Regions from separate parts of the Homo sapiens genome. Here all the other regions are linked to region 2. The links are chromatin contacts, found by Hi-C or POLR2A ChIA-PET in ENCODE. All regions are on one chromosome and are shown on one strand. The core of a region is the stretch at or near the end of the contact, and the rest is flanking DNA. Distances in the headings are between cores, read along the strand shown. Region 1 holds the start of IFI35 (interferon induced protein 35). Region 2 holds the start of NAGLU (N-acetyl-alpha-glucosaminidase). Region 3 holds the start of PTGES3L-AARSD1 (PTGES3L-AARSD1 readthrough). Region 4 has its middle 29 kb from the start of G6PC1. Region 5 overlaps STAT5B (signal transducer and activator of transcription 5B).

Region 1 (3,698 bases), core at 308-2,807, 470 kb before region 2:
AAGAAAAGTCCGGGCATGGTGGCTTACACCTGTAATCCCAGCACTTTGGGAGCTTGAGGGGGGCAGATCACGAGGTCAGAAGATCAAGACCATCCCGGCTAACACGGTGAAACTCCATTTCTACTAAAAATACAAAAAATTAGCCAGGCATGGTGGAACGTGCCTGTACTCCCAGTTACTTGGGAGGCTGAGGCAGGAGAATCGCTTGAACCCGGGAGGCAGAGGTTGCAGTGAGCCGAGATCATGCCACTGTACTCCAGCCTAGGAGACAGAGTGAGACTCCGTCTCAAAAAAAAAAAAAAAAAAGGGATTGTCCTTGGGGAACTGGGGTTCTGAAAAGGTTGGCAATAATAATATTAAGAAGAAACACATATTGAATGCTCTGTAGGTGCTAAGCAGTGGGATAAGTTTTTACCGTGTTAATCTATGGATTACCTAGTGTGATTCTTAAAGTATAATTCTTATAGTATATATATATATATATATATATATAAATTTTGTGTGTGTGTGTGTGTGAGAGACAGTCTCCCTCTGTTGCCCAGAGTGGAGCATAGTGGTACAATCTCGGCTCACTGCAACCTCTGCCTCCCAGGTTCAAGCAATTCTCCCGCCTCAGTCTCCCTAGTAGCTGGGATTACAGGTGTGTGCCACCATGCCTGGCTAATTTTTGTGTTTTTAGTAGAGATGGGGTTTTGCTATGTTGGCCAGGCTGGTCTCGAACTCCTAACCTCAAGTGATCCACACGCCTCAGCCTCCCAAAGTGCTGGCTGGGATTACAGGTGTGAGCCAACACACCCAGCCTAATTCCTTTAGTTTAATTTTTTTTTTTTTTTTTTTAGACAGAGTCTCGCTGTGTCACCCAGGCTGGAGTGCAGTGATGCAATCTCGGCTCACTGCAACCTCCGCCTCCCAGGTTCAAGTGATTCTCCTGTCTCAGCCTCCCAAGTAGCTGGGATTACAGGCGCACACCACCACACACAGCTAATTTTTTGTATTTTAGTAGAGACGGATTTTCACTGTATTGCCAAGGCCTCCCAAAGTGCTAGGATGACAGGCGTGAGACACCACGCCCGGCCTAGAACAATTGTTATTTGGGTCACAGAACCCGCTGAGTATCTGATGGAAACTACAGATTCTCTCTCCAGAGAAGTGTACACACACAGGATTTAATGAGCTCCTCCTGTCTGAGGCAATAGGTTAGGGAACCAACTCTTGCAGAGGCAACCCCAGCCCTGTGTTTCTCCCCAGCCCTTCAGCAGGTCTGAGATGGGCAGGGTGAGGCTTGGCTGCCAGGCCCTGAGATATCTGCAGGTTCCTAGCCAAGAGGATTACTCCTGTTTCCCCACTTCCCAACTCCCTCCTCCTCACTTACGGCATCCAGTGGGGCTGACATGGGTCTCGGGTCTGTTTGGCAAGAGCTGAGGCTTCAGAGCTGGGCACAGTGGCAGAATTCACAGCAACTGAACTCTTGTTTGTACCCCCCAAAGGGCTGTGGTCTCTCTCAGCCCCAGCAAGACCCGAAATACACCTCAGGAGGCTCTGCTCGCAGGCTGTTTGCTTCCACTTTCATTTCCGTGAAATCCCTGCCTTCTGGCGCTCACATGCCGCCCCCTGCCGAGGCTTCCCCACCCCTGGGAGGAGCCTTCTTGGTCAGCAAAGTCGACTTCACTCAGCCAGGCTGCCTCAAGGAAAGCCACCTCACCCCAACTGCAAACTGGCCCCCATCAACCATTCCCAGCAATCTCCGACAAGCCCATTGGTAGACCCTGCTTTGTCAATGGATTATTTCCCTAGAGCCTAGAATAATGCTGGGCACATTGAACATTGATAAAATAATTGCTGAATGAGCTGGGTGCGGCGGCTCACACCTGTAATCCCAGCATTCTGGGAGGCCCAGGCGGGCAGATCACCTGAGGTCAGGAGTTAGAGACCAGCCTGGCCAACATGGTGAAACCCCACCTTTACTAAAAAAATACAAAAATTAGCCGGGCGTGGAGGTGCATTCCTGTAATCCCAGCTACTTGGGAGGCCGAGGCAGGAGAATAGCTGGAACCCGGAGGCAGAGGTTGCATTGAGCTGAGATGGTGCCATTGCACTCCAGCCTGGGTGACAAGAGTGAAACTCCATCTCAAAAAATAAATAAAACAATAATTGCTGAATGAATGAGAAACACAGTCAGGACAGATAACGCCCATAGTTCAAGTTCACAAAACTGCCGGGTGCGGTGGCTCACACCTGTAATCCCAGCACTTTGGGAGGCCCAGGTGGGCAGATCACCTGAGATCCCAAGTTAGACACCAGCCTGGCCAACGTGGTGAAACCCCGTCTTTACTAAAAAAATACAAAAATTATCCGGGTGTGGTGGTGTATTCCTGTAATCCCAGCTACTTGGGAGGCCGAGGCAGGAGAATAGCTGGAACCTGGGAGGCAGAGGTTGCATTGAGCCAAGATCGCGCTGTTGCACTCCAGCCTGAGTGACAAGAGCGAAACTCCATCTCAAAAAATAATAATTGCTGAATGAATGAGAAACACAATCAGGACAGATAAAGTCCACAGTTCAAGTTCACAAAACTGCCAGGCGCAGTGGCTCATGCCTTGTAATCCCAGCACTTTGGGAGGTCCAGGCGGGTGGATCACGAGACCATCCTGGCCACCATGGTGAAACCCTGTCCCTACTAAAATACAAAAAATTAGCCGGGCCGGATCACACCACTGCACTCCAGCCTGGGCAACAGAGTGAGATTCTGACTAAAAAAAAAAAAAAAGTGCCAATCCCAGCAGCTGGGCCCACTGGTAACATGTGCCTATAGTTCCAGCAGGTTGAGGCAGGAGGACTGCTTGAGCCCAGGAGTTCGAGGCCAGCCTGGGCAACACAGTGAATCTTGTCTCTTAAAAAAAAAAAAAAAAAAAAAAAAAAGGCTGGGTGCAGTGGCTCACGCCTGTAATCCCAGCACTTTGGGAGGCTGAGGCGGTGAATCACTTGAGGTCAGGAGTTTGAGACCAGCCTGACCAACATGGGGAAACCCTGTCTCTACTAAAAATACAAAAATTAGCCGGGCGTGGTGGCATGCGCCTGTAGTCCCAGCTACTCGGGAGGCTGAGACGGGGGAATCGCTTGAACCCGGGAGGCGGAGCTTGCAGTGAGCCGAGATCGTGCCACTGCACTCCAGCTGGGTGACAGAGCGAGACTCTGGCTCAAAAAAAAAAAAAAGAAAAAAGTTCACAAAACTGTTAACAGTGGCCAGCAAGGAGAGCTATCGTCTGCCCAACACGCTTGTGCCTTACATGAATTAACTCTTCAAAACAATGCCATGAAGTTGGTTCTATTTTCTTCACTTTACAGATGAGAAAATTGAGGCACAGAGCATTAGAAACTTGCCCAAGGTCACAGGGCTAGGAATCAAAGCATGGATCCAAACCTGGTAGGAACAGTATTTACACTTGGGCCTTGAGGTAGAGTGGAAAAAAATTTGCTGTATTTTTCCTCAAAAGTTTTAAATTCAGCCCCATTTCTGTGACCCTGAGTAGGCAAGCTACTTAATAGAAGTCTGTCTCAATAGAGATGCCTTAATACTTAAGTGTGTGAAGATTCAATTAAAAAGTTTCCTGGCTGGGTGCAGTGGCTCACACCTGTAATCCCAGCACTTTGGGACGCCAAGGTGGGTGGATCATGAGATCAGAAGTTCAAGACCATCCTG
Region 2 (3,328 bases), core at 1-2,500:
AGCGCCATCCAGTCTATCTCTCGCTCCCAGCGGGCCCAGTCCCACCACACGAAAGAGTAGCTTTGCGTGCACACATTCTGGTAATAGCGGTACCTGCGGGCAGTGTCATGAGCAGGGGCGCATCCCACCCTGGAGGGTCCACGGCCCTGGAACAAATCCCCCATCCCCCACCTAGAGGAGAGGGGAGGGGCTCCAAACTCGGCCCTTCTGCTGCACACTGGGACCCACCCCAGGTGGAGCTGAGACCAGGTACCGGGGCTGGGCTTCTGAGGCACTCGTCCCCTGCACTCTCCCAGGGCCCTCTAGCCTGGCGGGTATTTGGGTGGCATATTCCACTTTCATGCCACACTGCCAGAGCCCCTCCTCTGCACGGTGTTTTCCTGGAACGGGGAATCCCTGCCCCCACAGTCTAACAGATGGGCAGGGGAGGACAGCTGTGTGAACACATCACTCCATAGTGTGGCAGGCGCTGGAACACAGGCCTGTAGGGTGGGGGATGGAGGCGTCCTTCCTCAGTCCGCAGGTTCAAAGAGAAGGTGGGGGAGGAAGGCAAGAAAATTCACTCATCACCAATTGTGCACCACAAATTCTATGCCCATCATCGTGCAAATCCTCACAATAACACTGCACGGTAGGCGTCTTCTTTCCGTTTTTCAGGTGGGCCAGCCGAGGCTCTGAAAGGCAGAGTGGCTGGCTCAAGGCCACACAGCTGCTGGAGGCGGCGCAGCTGGGCCTTCCGGCCAGCGCTCCCCGCTCAGCCTCCCGATTTGGGTGGCAGCGGCTCCGGGAGGGGGTAAGCGCCTCGGGCGGACGCGGGGAAGCTTCGGGGCGGTACCTGTTGGGCGTGGCCTCGGTCAGCTCCCCCGGCACGGCTGGCAGTGGCCGCGGCAGGCGCAGCTGAGAGCCGGACCAGGCCACGTGGCAGCCACAGAAGTCGCGCAGGTAGCGGTGCAGCCCCGCGGCGGCCGCCACGCCCGTGGAGCCGCGCACCCGCACGCGCGCCGCGCCGCCGCCGCCCAGGCTGTAGGTGTCCAAGCCCGGCTTGGCAGCCAGAGCGCGCTCCACCGACACGGAGAAGTCGGCCGCGGGGCCTGGCCCCAGCAGCCGGGCCACGAGCGCCCGCACGGCCGCCGCCTCCCGGGCCTCGTCGCCTGCCGCGCCCCCGGCCCCGGCCAGGAGAAGGACCCCCACCGCCGCGGCCACCGCCACCGCCTCCATGGTCTCAGTCCTGCGGGTCCCGCGACGGCCAGGGGGTGGGGCGGCCCGCGTCCAATCAGCTGCCGGCCTCCGGCCACGTGGACCCGAAGGCTAAGCCCGGGCTCAGGGCCAGGAGTCGCGGCTTCCGGGTACCAGGATACTCCCTTGGGGGCGTCTCGTGACCGCACGCGGTGGGGAGCGTGTGACCCCGGCTCCAGGGCCGAAGGGGACCCGCTGGCCCTCACAGAGCGCCTTCGGGTAAAACGCGCTTTCACACGCAAATAACTTCCATCCAACCATCTAATAAATACACATTTGGAGTTTATTTTGTATCAGGCACTGCCATAGCTACTTCCCTACTGATGAACGAGAAGACGGTCCCTACCGTCCCCGTCAGGGAGGTGACCTAGAAACCAGATATTTAACGTAAGTAAGGATTTCCATCATAGTTGTGATGCTGCGAAGTAGTGCAGTAAGTAGCGAAGTAGCGAAGTAAGGTTTCCAAAGGAAGTGACTTTTAATCTGAAACTCAGGGATGAATAGGAATTGGCTAGAAGAGGGAAAGGAAGAGCCTTCCAGACAGAAGAAATGCATTTATTGAAGGCCCTGAGAAGGCAGAGAGCTTGCAGATTTGAGTAACTAACAGGCTAGGAGGTTCGAGGAGGGATGGGGCCATGTGAGCCCAGGCCGGCGGTGGAGCAGGGCTGGCGGGCACGTTAAAGGCTGTCCATTGGCGGCAGCAGCAGCAACATAACAGGAGCTGTCATTTTGTCAGAAGTTTCCAACCAGAGCGACTCCATCTTGAACAGGGGCTGGGTAAAATGAGGCAGAGACCTGCTGGGCTGAATTCCCAGGAGGTTAGGCCTTCGTCACAGGATGAGACAGGAGGTCAGCACAAGATAAAAGGTCACAAGACCCCGCTGATAAAACAGAATGCAGCAAAGAAACTGGTCAAAACCTGCCAAAACCAAGACAGGAAGGTGACCTCTGATCGTCCTCACTGCTCATTATACGCTAATTATAATGCATTAGTATGCTAAAGACACTCCTAGCAGCGCCAGGCAGTTTACAAATGCCATGGCAACGTCCAGAAGTTACCCTATATGGTCTAAACAGTGGAGGAACCTTCAGTTGGGGGGGATCCCCACCCCTTTTCTGAAAAATTCATTACTAACCCACCCCTTGTTTATCATATAATCAAGAAATAACCATAAAAATAGCCAACCTTAGGCCAGGAGCGGTGGCTTACGCCTGTAATCCCAGCACTCTGGGAGGCTGAGGCTTGCAGATCACCTCAAGTCAGGGGTTTGAGACCAGCCTGGCCAACATACAGTGAAACCCCGTCTGTACTAAAAATACAAAAGTTAGCCAGGTGCTGGGCGCGGTGGCTCACGCCTGTAATCCCAGCACTTTGGGAGGCCAAGACGGGCGGATACGAGGTCAGGAGATCAAGACCCTCCTGGCTAACACGGTGAAACTCCATCTCTACTAAAAATACAAAAAATTAGCCGGGCGTGTTGGCGAGCGCCTGTACTCCCAGCTACTCGGGAGGCTAAGGCAGGAGAATGGCGTGAACCGGAGAGGCGGAGGTTGCAGTGAGCCAAGATCACACCACTGCACTCCAGCCTGGGGGACAGAGCAAGACTCCCTCTCAAAAAAAAAAAAAAGAAAAAAAGTTAGCCAGGCTTGGTGGCACACGCCTGTAGTCCCAGCTACTTGGGAAGCTGAGGCAGGAGAATCGCTTGAACGCTGGAGGTGGAAGTTGCAGTGAGCCAAGATCGTGCCATTTGCATTCCAGCCTGGATGACAGAGCGAGACTCCATATCAAAAAAACAAACAAACAAACAAAAAAAGTTGAAAGAGGCCTGGAATCAGATATCAACTTTAGATACTAGGGAAGTATGATTTTTTTTTTTAATCTCAGCTCACGGGAACCTCAGCCACCCAGGTTCAAGCCATTCTCCTGTCTCAGTCTCCTGAGTAGCTGGGATTACAGGCACGTGCCACCAAGCCCAGTTAACCTTTGTAGGGATGGGATTTCACCATGTTGTCCAGGCTGGTCTCGAACTCTTTTTTTTTCTTAAACATTTTATTCATTTTATAGAGAGATTTCTTGTTTGCTTTTGTTCTG
Region 3 (3,284 bases), core at 565-3,064, 440 kb before region 2:
AGTGGGAAGAAAGCCACATGTAGATTGTAGTTTGAAGAATAAAATGGTGAAAAGGGATGGGGCATGGTGGCTCACTTCTCTAATCCCAGCACTTTGGTAGGCTGAGGAGGGCAGATCGCTTGAGCTCAGGAGTTCGAGACCAGCCTGGGCAATGTGGTGAAACCCCGCCTCAACAAAAAATAAACAAAATTAACTGGGTGTGGTGGCACACACCTGTAGTCCCAGATACTGGGGAAGCTGAGGCAGGAGGATTGCTTGAGCCCAGGAGGCAGAGGTTGCAGTAAGCAGAAATTGCGCCAATGCAGTCTGGCCTAGGTGACAGAGTGAGACTCTGTCTCAAAAAAAAAAAGTGAAAAGGCAGTGTACCTCAACACTTCCAATAAAGCCAGCACTTTGTGCACTTCCAGAGATGCAAAGCTTGTAAGGAAACGTTTACCTGGTGTCTTATACATAGTTTCACTACTTCTGGGGTAGGCACACTGAATCGATCTTGTCAGTTATCAGAGGACCTCATTCAGAATGCCTAATGATTAAGCAGGATGGAGGAAGAGTTTAAAAATTTCAACATTATAGCCTGCACGGTGGCACACGCCTGTAGTCCTGAGGCTGAGGCGGGAGGATGGCTTGAGACCAGGAGTTCGAGACCAGCCTGGGCAACATACCAAGACCCTCCCGTCTCTTAAAAAGGAAAAATTCCAACATTAGGAAATTTATCTAATCAAGAGTTGTGTTTATTTCAGTTACTAAGAGACCCTGCTGTTAATCCAAACTCCCACCCAAAGAAGTGTAAAGACTGCCTAGATTTCAGGAAAGCAGGGACAGGGAGTTAACCTAAATTTCCACGGATTCCAACTCACTTTCCTTTCCTTTGCCAATTTTCCCAATCCCCAGAGTCGGGGTCCTCTAGCAGCCAAAGTGTTCAAGACTGAGATACGTGAGGGAAAGGTGAGTGGGCGCAGCACTGCTCTTGGCTGCTCTGCTGCCCTCTCAACGACTCACTTCGCTCACCGCTCCTCTACCACTCACGTCATCACGCACCGACATCTCTCCACATCCTCCGTGCACACCGCTCACCCTCAGGTTCCCAGGCCTCTGTCCTCTTGCCCTTCAGCCGGCCCCGCACTCCAGTCCCCTGGTCTCCGACACACGTACTCACCGACCGAGTCGGGGAGGCTTCTCCCCGCATGCACCATCATCCGGGTCTGGATCGCCACCCACACGACCCCACTATTCCCATATTCCTCGCGGCCCGGCTCCAGCCACTCACCTGGTCCTCGCCCCGCAACCATGGCCGGTCCCCTGGCAGCCCATCGCCCTCATCGCTGGCGGGGTCGCCGGGCCCTTCGTAACCTAGGACGTGAGGGCAGCCGCGGAAGGCGAAGTCTTCGAGCTCCCGCAGAAGGCGCTGCTGCTCCGCCGGCGCCCCGCGCACCACCTGGCGCAGGCGGAACTGCACCTGCGCGAAGTGCGAGGACAGCGCCAGCAGCGCCGAGTCCAGCCGCCGCCGCTCTGCCCGCAGCCGCCGCAGCGTCCGGCCCGGCGAATCCGGCGGGGAGCCCGGGGCCGCGCCAGGCTCCTCGGCCGTCGCCTCTTCTAAAAACGCGGTTGCCCCAGGCCGGGCCTCCGCCACCGCCCCCACTGGGGCCCAGCGCACCGCCTCGCACGGTGGCAGCGGCTCCTCTTCCTCCTCCTCTTCGTCTTTCGCCTTTGGCCCAACAGCCGCCACCACCGTTACCGGCTCTGCAGCCGCTTCGACAGCCGCCATCTTCCCGGAAACACCACCGCACGTCAGCCGCGCCCCCCTGCTGCCATGGCAACGGCGCGGTGGCCTGGAACCCCAGGGGAGTGGTGGGCGGGGCCTGAAGTACCCAAGTCCCCGAGGGCGCGCCTTCCCCGGGAATTTAATTCAGGACAATAATGTTTTATTGAGCGCCTATTGTGAATCAGACACTGAGCAGTAAGCGTCGGAGAAACAGGTGAATGATACCGGGGAAAAGTCATTCCCTGTGTGTAGCGTCTAGGGCAGCCTTTGCCCTGGTTCCAGCAGATGGGTTGTCTCTTCATAGTCTATGCATTTCTGAAGACCCCACGGTGAAGGGCTGCAAGGATGAAGCTGTCCCAGAGTATCTCCAGAGTGCAGATCCCTTGGCTGCCAGGTCATGTTCTCTCTTCCTCTCAACTGCTCTCCCGACCATATAAGGAGAGGCAGCTGCTGGGGGCGTCCCCAGGATCTAAAGATAGCGGCCCCTGCCTGGAACTCTAAATGCCACCCTGGAGCGGGAGCCGCAATGGCACGGTGAGTGTTTCCGGCTCCGGTGCTCCCCCTGGCCCTTTTCCCTGGAGATTCCCTGCTCCAAGTCTTCTGGGCGCTCCAGGTTCTGTGAGGCCCCACGGGAGCCCCGGACCCCTGGTCTCTGTAACTGTGGGGTGAGGGAAGGTGTGACCTGAATGTTCTCCCTGACCTCCTAGTTTCCTAGTCTTGCACGTTCTATTCTTCCCAGGTTCACATTCACCACACCCACCCACTCCTGTCATTCCCTTCCCTTTCACCCCTTCTGTCTCATTTAGCTCCACTTTGAAAAAACTGTGGCATCAAAGGTCCCTGGGTAGTCCCTTCCCAAATGACCTCAGTCTTCCCTCTCCCACCCCTATGAAGCCACACCTCAACTTCTCTTCAGGCAGCACGCCCGGACCTTGTGGTACGACAGGCCCAGGTATGTGTTCATGGAGTTTTGTGTTGAGGACAGCACCGATGTCCACGTGCTTATTGAGGATCACCGCATTGTGTTCAGGTAGTGGCCCTGCCGTCCGAGGGCCTGGCTTCCCAGGAATCTACCCCTTTCCTAATGTCCCCACACGGAGTATTCCGCATCTCCTCAGCTTCATTGTCTCCTCAGCTGCAAGAATGCCGATGGAGTGGAGTTGTACAATGAGATTGAGTTCTATGCCAAAGTGAACTCCAAGGTAAGGGTGAAATGGGACAGTAAGGTTTGGATGGAAACCGGGCTGCCCAGGGAAACTGGAGATTAATTCTAAACCCCAGACCCTAAGAATGAGGCTCTCTATCTGGCAGGACTCCCAGGATAAGCGCTCTTCCCGCTCTATTACTTGTTTTGTGAGAAAATGGAAGGAAAAGGTGGCCTGGCCGCGGCTTACCAAGGAGGATATCAAGGTGGGTGTGTGGAAAGTGGCCTGCTTCTTCTCTCCATGTACCCAGGTTACAGCTGGGATTGTCCTTGCCTCCTTTCCAGCCAATATTCAATCACTCAACAAGTCCTGCCTAA
Region 4 (3,215 bases), core at 380-2,879, 390 kb before region 2:
TTTATAACAGGAGGATAGTCTGGTCAACCAGAACAAGGAGACCAAGCCAACAGACATCACCATCAGCAAAGGGACGGTATAATGGCGGTTGGCAAGGCAAATGAGGGCTAGTAAAGGAAATGCAATTATAGTGAGGGTGAAGATTAAATCTCTATGCAGGAATATTGCAGATAAAATAAATGAAAACAATTATATCTTTTTTTTCTTTTATAGAGAGGGGGTTGCGGTATGTTACCCAGGCTGGTCCTGAACTCTGGGTCTCAAGCAATTCTCCCGTCTTGCCTTCTAGTGTTGGGATTGCAGGCATGAGCCACCGGGCCTGGCCTGAAAATATTTTATATTGAATAAAAAATTACAACATAGAGTTCAATTGGAAACATTATTGTGAACCCATAAGCTTTAAGAGAAATATAATTTCCTGGCTCTGACCCTAAAATACAGTTCATTAACAGCATTTCTTTTTCTTTTTCTTTTTTCTTTTTTTGAAATGGAGTCTCGCTCTGTTGCCAGGCTGGACTGTAGTGGCTCAATCTTGGCTCACTGAACCTCTGCCTCCCAGGTTCAAGTGATTCTCCTCCCTCAGCCTCCTGAGTAGCTGGGATTATAGGCATCTGCCTAATTTTTGTATTTTTAGTAGAGATGGGGTTTCACCATAATGGCCAAGCTGGTCTTGAGCTCCTGACCTCATGATCCACCTGCCTCAGCCTCCCAAAGTACTGGGATTACAGGCGTGAGCCACCATGCCCTGGCCACAGCATTTCTTTTCCTTCTTCTTTTTTTTTTTTTCCTTTTTGAGATGAAGTCTCTCTCTGTTGCCCAGGCTGGAGTGCAGTGGCATGATCTCAGCTCACTGCAACCTCCGCCTCCTGGGTTCAAGCAATTCTCCTGGCTCAGCCTCCTGAGTAGCTGGGATTACAGGCACACACCACCACGCCCAGCTAATTTTTTGTATTTTTAGTAGATATGGGGTTTCCCCATGTTGGCCAGGCTGGTCTCGAACTCCTGACCTCAGGTGATCCTCCTGCCTCAGCCTTCCAAAGTGTTGGGATTACAGGCTAGGCCACTGCACCTAGCCCATTAACAGCATTTCTTCTGCTAACCTCCCACTCTCGTGCACCCATCAAAAGGAAATGAGACTTCTTAGTGGGTGGCTGATTCTGTGTCTTGGAACAAGGAAAATTTGGAATGGGCCTAGAACACAAGGATTTTAGGCCAGCAATGGTAGAAGGATAAGGAAGCCACTGTCCAAATTGCAACAATTTGACATCAAAAAAGGAACATAGTAATTATGTTTATTTATAATTGACAATTATGATTAAAATAAGTTCAGTGTGTGAAAGACCTCAAAATAAAAAAAAGTTGATATATGATTTTCTGATATATGACATATGATTTTTCTCTGCTTTTATGATATTTGAAGCATCATAAAGGGGACGCGGAGCTGGAGTGTCACAGGGGCTGAGGCAATGTAATTGGTTAAGCCACCAGTAGGGTGTGTGATCACCAACAAAAAGAAAAAGTCCTACACTGAAAGCCCATGGGGTTGAAGCAGGATTTGGTTCACGCTAGAACTTCTGAGAGTCAGTGTGTATCTTGATAAACAGCAACAGAGCTTAGTCATGAGTTCCCTGTAACTGGCTGCTCAGAGAGTTTGCTCCCCACCTCCTGGGGAGAACTTACCTGGGAAGAGGCCAATGTTTCTATCTAAGCCTGTCCCGTCCTCTGAGTTTCCAACCTTCTAATTTCACGTTGGGAGTGCCTCCGAACATGTTTTTGCTGAGTCATTTGTGGAGCTCTAGAATTGTTGAACCTATCATTTGTTTTCCAAGTTAGGGGCAAACAGTAATATATTGCTCATTTATTATTCAACCAAGATATCTGGAGTCCTCCTCATGTGTTAGGCCAGGGCTAGGCACAGGGTTTAAGTGCAAGAGTGAGCAAAGCAGGCATGGAGCTGCACTCATGGGGCCTAGTCTAGTGGGGAAGACGGACATGATCCAAATAATCACAAAGTGACGTTTGGTAGAGAGCAAAGTAAAAGGGGTGCTTTGGCAGGCCCAGAAGAGGAACTTGATCATGACTCATGGTGGGTGGGCAGGGAGGCTTCCTTGAGAAAGTGATACCAATGTGGAGGACTGAATTATGTGAAGAGGCAGAAGAGTGTTCTAAGAAGGGGGGTGTGTAAAAGCCCAAGCTCGGAGGAGGGCTGGAGTGTGTTGCATTGGAGGAACCAAGATGACATTGGCTGTGCTTTGTGGAATGAGGTGAAGGAGACCAGGTGAGGTGCGGTAGACAAGGTCCAGCTGAGGTAAGCTTTCAGAGGCCATATAAAGATTTTTTTTTTTTTGGTAAGAGCATTATTGAGATATAATTCACACACCACAAAATTCACACATTTAAAATGCACAATTTGGTAGCCAGTTGAGGTAGCTCATGCCTGTAATCCCAGCACTTTGGGAAGCAGAGACAGGTGGATCACTTGAGGCCAGGAGTTCAAGACCAGCCTGGCCAACATACTGAAACCCCGTCTCTACTAAAAATACAATTAGTTGGGTATGGTGGCACATGCCTGTAATCCCAGCTACTTGGGAGGCTGAGGCAGGAGAATCACTTGAATCCAGGAGGTGGAGGTTGCAGTGAGCTGAGATTGCGCCACTGCACTCCAGTCTGGGGCAACAGAGAGAGACTCCATCTCAAAAAGAAAAAAAAAAGAAAAGAAAAGAAAAGAAATGCTGTGGCTGGGGTGCGGTGGCTCACACCTGTAATCCCAGCACTTTGGGAGGCCAAGGTGGGTGGATCACTTGAAGTCAGGAGTTTGAGACCAGCCTGGCCAACATTGTGAAACGCCATCTCTACTAAAAATATAAAAATTAGCCTGGTGTGGTGGTGGGTGCCTGTAATCCCAGCTACTCGGGAGGCTGAGGCAGGAGAATTGATTGAACCTGGGAGGCGGAAGTTGCAGTGACCTGAGATCACACCATTGCACTCCAGCCTGGGGGATGAGAGCAAAACTCTGTCTCAAAAAAATAAAATAAAATAAATAAATAATGTACAATTCAGCCGGGCATGGTGGCTCATGCCTATAATCCCAGCACTTTGGGAAGCCAAGGTGGGAGGATTGCTTGAGGCCAGGAGTTTGAGATCAGCCTGAGCAACACAGTGCAACTTCATCTCTATGAAAAATTAAAAAGTTACCCAGGCATTGTGGTATCTAC
Region 5 (3,585 bases), core at 840-3,339, 290 kb after region 2:
GCATCCTCCGCCTCCTAGGTTCAAGTGATTCTCCTGCCTCAGCCTCCCGAGTAGCTGGGACTACAGGTGCCTGCCACCACGCCTGGCTAATTTTTTGTATTTTTAGTAGAGATGGGGTTTCACCATGCTAGCCAGGATGGTCTCGATCTCCTGACCTCATGATCCGCCCGCCTTGGCCTCCTAAAGTGCTGGGATTACAGGCATGAGCCACCGCGCCCGGCCTCGTGATGATTTTCAATAAGTAAACCACTGTGGTTCACAGCCTGAGCTCCGAAGGTGGACAAAACTCCTTGAATATTTATTACTACTACTGTTATTATAATTCTATTACTACTGCTGCTAGTACTTTATTTTTCTCATTTCCCATGCTTATTCCTTTGCTATTATTTAAGGTTTGGTGATGAAGTATAGGAAGGGCTTGGAAATGAAGTCATTTATTTTGTTTCCAACACAAAACAGTTTCTAGTGTGGGTGTGTGGGTGGCTTAATTTAACATAACAAACTAATACGTTTTTCCTTGAACTCCATACTATCTTCATTTCAAACTAGGTATTCTCAGAGTGGGGTTAAAATACTCTCCATCATCAAAGCCCAGACATTTTAGAACAAGAGCTTGTCTCACAAAAAGCCTGGTGTCTCTGTTGCCACCACAACCTGAAACTAACGAGTTAGAAACCACATAGAGCCAACGACATGGGGTAGGAGCTCGTAACATTTTCTCGCAAGTTTTGTGTAGATAGTTAAGCCGGGAACCGATCTGGTTGAGAAAAATGTTTAAAATCATCATTTTCCCTTCCTTCTCCTTCACTTTTATACTCAAAAGGGTCTAATTTTGCTCCTCTGGGAAGATTGAATGCGTAGGCTTTCATGTAGTTTAACACTCTCTTAATTTAAAGAAGTCTGGGTTTGGTGCAGTGGCTCACGCCTGTCATCCCAGCACTTTGGAGGGCCGAGGTGGGTGGAGCGCTTGAGTTCAAGAGTTCGAGACCAGCCTGGGCAACATAATGAAGCCCCGTTTCTACTAAAAATACAAAAAATGAGCCAGGCATAGTGGCACACACCTGTGGTCCCAGCTACTCAGGAGACTGAGACAAGAGGATTGCTAGAGCCTGGGAGGCAGAGGTTGCAGGGAGCTGAGATCACGCCACTGCACTCCAGCATGGGTGACAGGGTGAGACCCTGTCTCAAAAAAAAAAATTATATTTTCTATCCTCTTCCCCTTTTTGTTATGTGTTTTACAGTCTTTTCTCCATGTCTAATCTAAGAAACTTATATATTCATTGTATATATATCTACTGGTTGTCAGCATTGAACCTTGCCTGTGCCCTAGCATGTTGCAGAATGACTGACTTGACTTTATTTTGAGAATAAGTTCAAAATTTATTCTTTTTTTATCAGTTGACTAGGGACCTTATCTGTTGTTGCATTTATTATCTCTAAAATACCATCTTCTTTTTCTTTTTATTTTTTTTGAGATAGAGTCTCACTCTGTTGCCCAGGCTGGAGTGCAGTGGTGCAATCTTGGCTCTCTGCTACCTCCACCTCCCAGGTTCAAGCAATTCTCCTGCCTCAGCCTCCCGAGTAGCTGGGATTACAGTCACGCGCCACCACACCCAGCTAATTTTGTATATTTTTGGTAGAGACGGGGTTTCACCATGCTAGCCAGACTGGTCTCAAACTCCTGACCTCAAGTGATCCACTGGCCTTGGCCTCCCAAAGTGCTGGGATTACAGGCCTGAGCCACCTCACCCAGCCTACCATCTTATTTTTAGATGGAGACTTCTGGACATTGGTATAAAATCTGGATGGTTCCAGTCCTGACCTTTTCTTCATGTTTAATCTCACCTTCCTAACACTTCCACCACGTTGAAAAAGCGTAGCTCCATATGATCTTACTGCCCTTCGTTCAGTCAAGCGAGACACTGACATTGTGTAGATTCTGGGTCTCACATTTGCTTTGTTTTTATCTGGAGCTTTACTGGAAACTAAATGCTATTGCGTACTAGCTGCAGAAGCAGGAGGGGAAGTTGGCAAGAATTCGCTGCTTTCTGTTTGGTCTGTCTGAGGCAGCTGACCTTTTGGAAGGAAATCGCTGCTCTTCGCTTCTTCCGGTAACAGTGCCGCCTGTGAAAGAACACATACACAGAAGGGCTCTGCCGTTATCCTGGCTGATGCCTTGCAGCATAAGCTGTTAGTTAAGAGGTGGGAGCCTTTCAGTGCATCTGTTGTGTGCTGTAGGAGCATGCACTCAAGTTCCTACACCATGCTAAGTTGTGTGTAGATCTACTATTAGAGGTATAGTGAGAGACGGTCTGTTACCAGAAAAAGTAGGTTGCTTTAGCAAAAGTAATTGCATTTTATTTACTCCCACTATGAGTGCTGTAGTAAATGTGGACAATTATTTTGTGCACAATTTTAGTTCATCTTAATGTTAAATGTCCTGGTAATTGCTTTTTATACCTGGATAACCGTTGTTGTTTTTTTTTTTTCCCCAGCAGGACAAACATTTTGATTTGCTAAGACATGAGCTCTTATTAAATGTCATTTCTTCTCAGAATTAGAATAAGATTTTTTTTTTTTTTTTTTTTTTTGGACAAGATCTTACAATGTCACCCAGGCTGGAGTGCAGCGACACAATCACGGCTCACAGCAGCCTCAAACTCCTGGGCTTAAGCAGTTCTTCTGCCTGTCTCCTGAGTAGCTAGAACTACAGGCATGCGCCACCACACTGGGCTAATTTGTAAATTTTTTGTAGAGATGGAGTCTCACTATGTCGCCTAGGCTTGTTTCAAACTCCTGGCCTAATCAGTCTTCCCATCTCGGCCTCCCAGAGTGCTGGGTTTACAGGCATGAGCCACTGTGCCTGGCCCAGAATTATCTTCTTCTTTTTCTCATACATTTTTTTTTTTTTTAGAGAATGAGTCTGGCTCTGTCATCCATCTGGCATGCAGTGGCGCAATCATAGTTCACTGCAGCTACTAACTCCTAGGCTCAAGTGATTCTCCCACCTCATCCTCCCAAGTAACTAAGACTACAGGTGTGCGCCACCACACGCTACTACTTTTTGTTTTGCTTTCTTTGTAAAGACAGAGCCTTGATATGTTGCCCAAGCTGGTCTTGAACTCCTGAGCTCAGGTGATCCTCCTGCCTCAGCCTCCCAAAGTGCTGAGATTACAGGTGTGAGCCACTACACCTGGCCAAGATTTAGCTTCTTAACAAACCTGCTACTCGTTGGATCCACTTTTTCTGCAGGACTTGTTTTACTTAAACACAGGTAGTAGGACACCCCACAACTTGGGATTATTTTTGGAAAGCTGTAGTTGGGTTTCATATCACCCAGTAAGCAAACAAGGGAACTAACCAGCTGATGAAGCGTTTCTCTCTTAAAAGAGGAGATTTCAGTTTTGTATTGTTTTAACTAAAACATATTCAGTTCAGTTTTTATTTTGTTATTTGAAATGACATATTCAAGTTATGTCTAAGTAAAAATGAAACATTTTAATTCATGGCAAATTAAGAGAACACAGCTACCTGGAAAACGGGGCAAACTGCCATATCCTTCTGTATTTAGTTTTGGTTCGGTGG

What was found. A loop is a pair of places that touch in the nucleus more often than their neighbours do. ChIA-PET counts read pairs that join two places held with the same protein, here RNA polymerase II (POLR2A). Pooled maps may share reads with other maps.
Region 1: a loop to region 2 is called in a pooled map, with 4 times the contacts of the local background. The contact joins the promoter of IFI35 here to the promoter of NAGLU in region 2. A Hi-C loop is called at or near these places in 3 of 37 single-sample maps with no recorded cell type and 5 of 50 pooled maps. POLR2A ChIA-PET finds 5 or more read pairs at or near these places in 3 of 52 experiments (Caco-2, GM12878 and HEK293T).
Region 3: a pooled map shows a loop between it and region 2 (6-fold over the local background). The contact joins the promoter of PTGES3L-AARSD1 here to the promoter of NAGLU in region 2. A Hi-C loop is called at or near these places in 3 of 37 single-sample maps with no recorded cell type and 6 of 50 pooled maps. POLR2A ChIA-PET finds 5 or more read pairs at or near these places in 5 of 52 experiments (Caco-2, GM12878, H1 and 2 more).
Region 4: a pooled map shows a loop between it and region 2 (2.9-fold over the local background). The contact joins the enhancer-like site here to the promoter of NAGLU in region 2. A Hi-C loop is called at or near these places in 14 of 37 single-sample maps with no recorded cell type and 7 of 50 pooled maps. POLR2A ChIA-PET finds 5 or more read pairs at or near these places in 1 of 52 experiments (activated CD4-positive, alpha-beta T cell).
Region 5: a pooled map shows a loop between it and region 2 (3-fold over the local background). The contact joins the enhancer-like site here to the promoter of NAGLU in region 2. A Hi-C loop is called at or near these places in 4 of 50 pooled maps. POLR2A ChIA-PET finds 5 or more read pairs at or near these places in 4 of 52 experiments (A673, HepG2, activated T-cell and 1 more).

Annotation. Positions count from the first base shown.
Region 1 is chr17:43,004,643-43,008,340 of GRCh38, reverse strand. It overlaps IFI35 (interferon induced protein 35), which reads right to left and starts at 1,557. Exons shown (of 7, transcript NM_001330230.2): 1 at 1,373-1,557. The coding sequence starts at 1,393. RefSeq lists an enhancer at 1,388-1,697.
Region 2 is chr17:42,534,163-42,537,490 of GRCh38, reverse strand. It overlaps NAGLU (N-acetyl-alpha-glucosaminidase), which reads right to left and starts at 1,250. Exons shown (of 6, transcript NM_000263.4): 1 at 836-1,250; 2 at 1-93. The coding sequence starts at 1,218. It also overlaps the pseudogene PTP4A2P1. RefSeq lists silencers at 748-817, 938-1,347 and enhancers at 207-944, 1,458-1,537.
Region 3 is chr17:42,979,058-42,982,341 of GRCh38, reverse strand. PTGES3L-AARSD1 (PTGES3L-AARSD1 readthrough) reads left to right here and starts at 1,814. Exons shown (of 17, transcript NM_001136042.2): 1 at 1,814-2,296; 2 at 2,679-2,792; 3 at 2,898-2,964; 4 at 3,074-3,172. The coding sequence starts at 2,160. It overlaps PTGES3L (prostaglandin E synthase 3 like), which reads left to right and starts at 2,262. Exons shown (of 7, transcript NM_001261430.2): 1 at 2,262-2,296; 2 at 2,679-2,792; 3 at 2,898-2,964; 4 at 3,074-3,172. The coding sequence starts at 2,289. It overlaps RUNDC1 (RUN domain containing 1), which reads right to left and starts at 1,777. Exons shown (of 5, transcript NM_173079.5): 1 at 1,268-1,777. The coding sequence starts at 1,765. RefSeq lists a silencer at 1,461-1,710 and an enhancer at 1,781-1,850.
Region 4 is chr17:42,927,710-42,930,924 of GRCh38, reverse strand. No RefSeq gene overlaps it. Among named protein-coding and RNA genes, the nearest start is that of G6PC1, 29 kb to the right of the region's middle. RefSeq lists enhancers at 1,861-2,010, 1,900-2,476. Within about 2 kb of position 1,629, at least 19 of the 41 ENCODE cell types and tissues checked have a DNase peak (open chromatin) inside an H3K27ac peak, as active enhancers do.
Region 5 is chr17:42,247,280-42,250,864 of GRCh38, reverse strand. The region is part of intron 1 of STAT5B (signal transducer and activator of transcription 5B); the gene reads left to right. Among named protein-coding and RNA genes, the nearest start is that of STAT5B, 27 kb to the left of the region's middle. Within about 2 kb of position 2,089, at least 31 of the 41 ENCODE cell types and tissues checked have a DNase peak (open chromatin) inside an H3K27ac peak, as active enhancers do.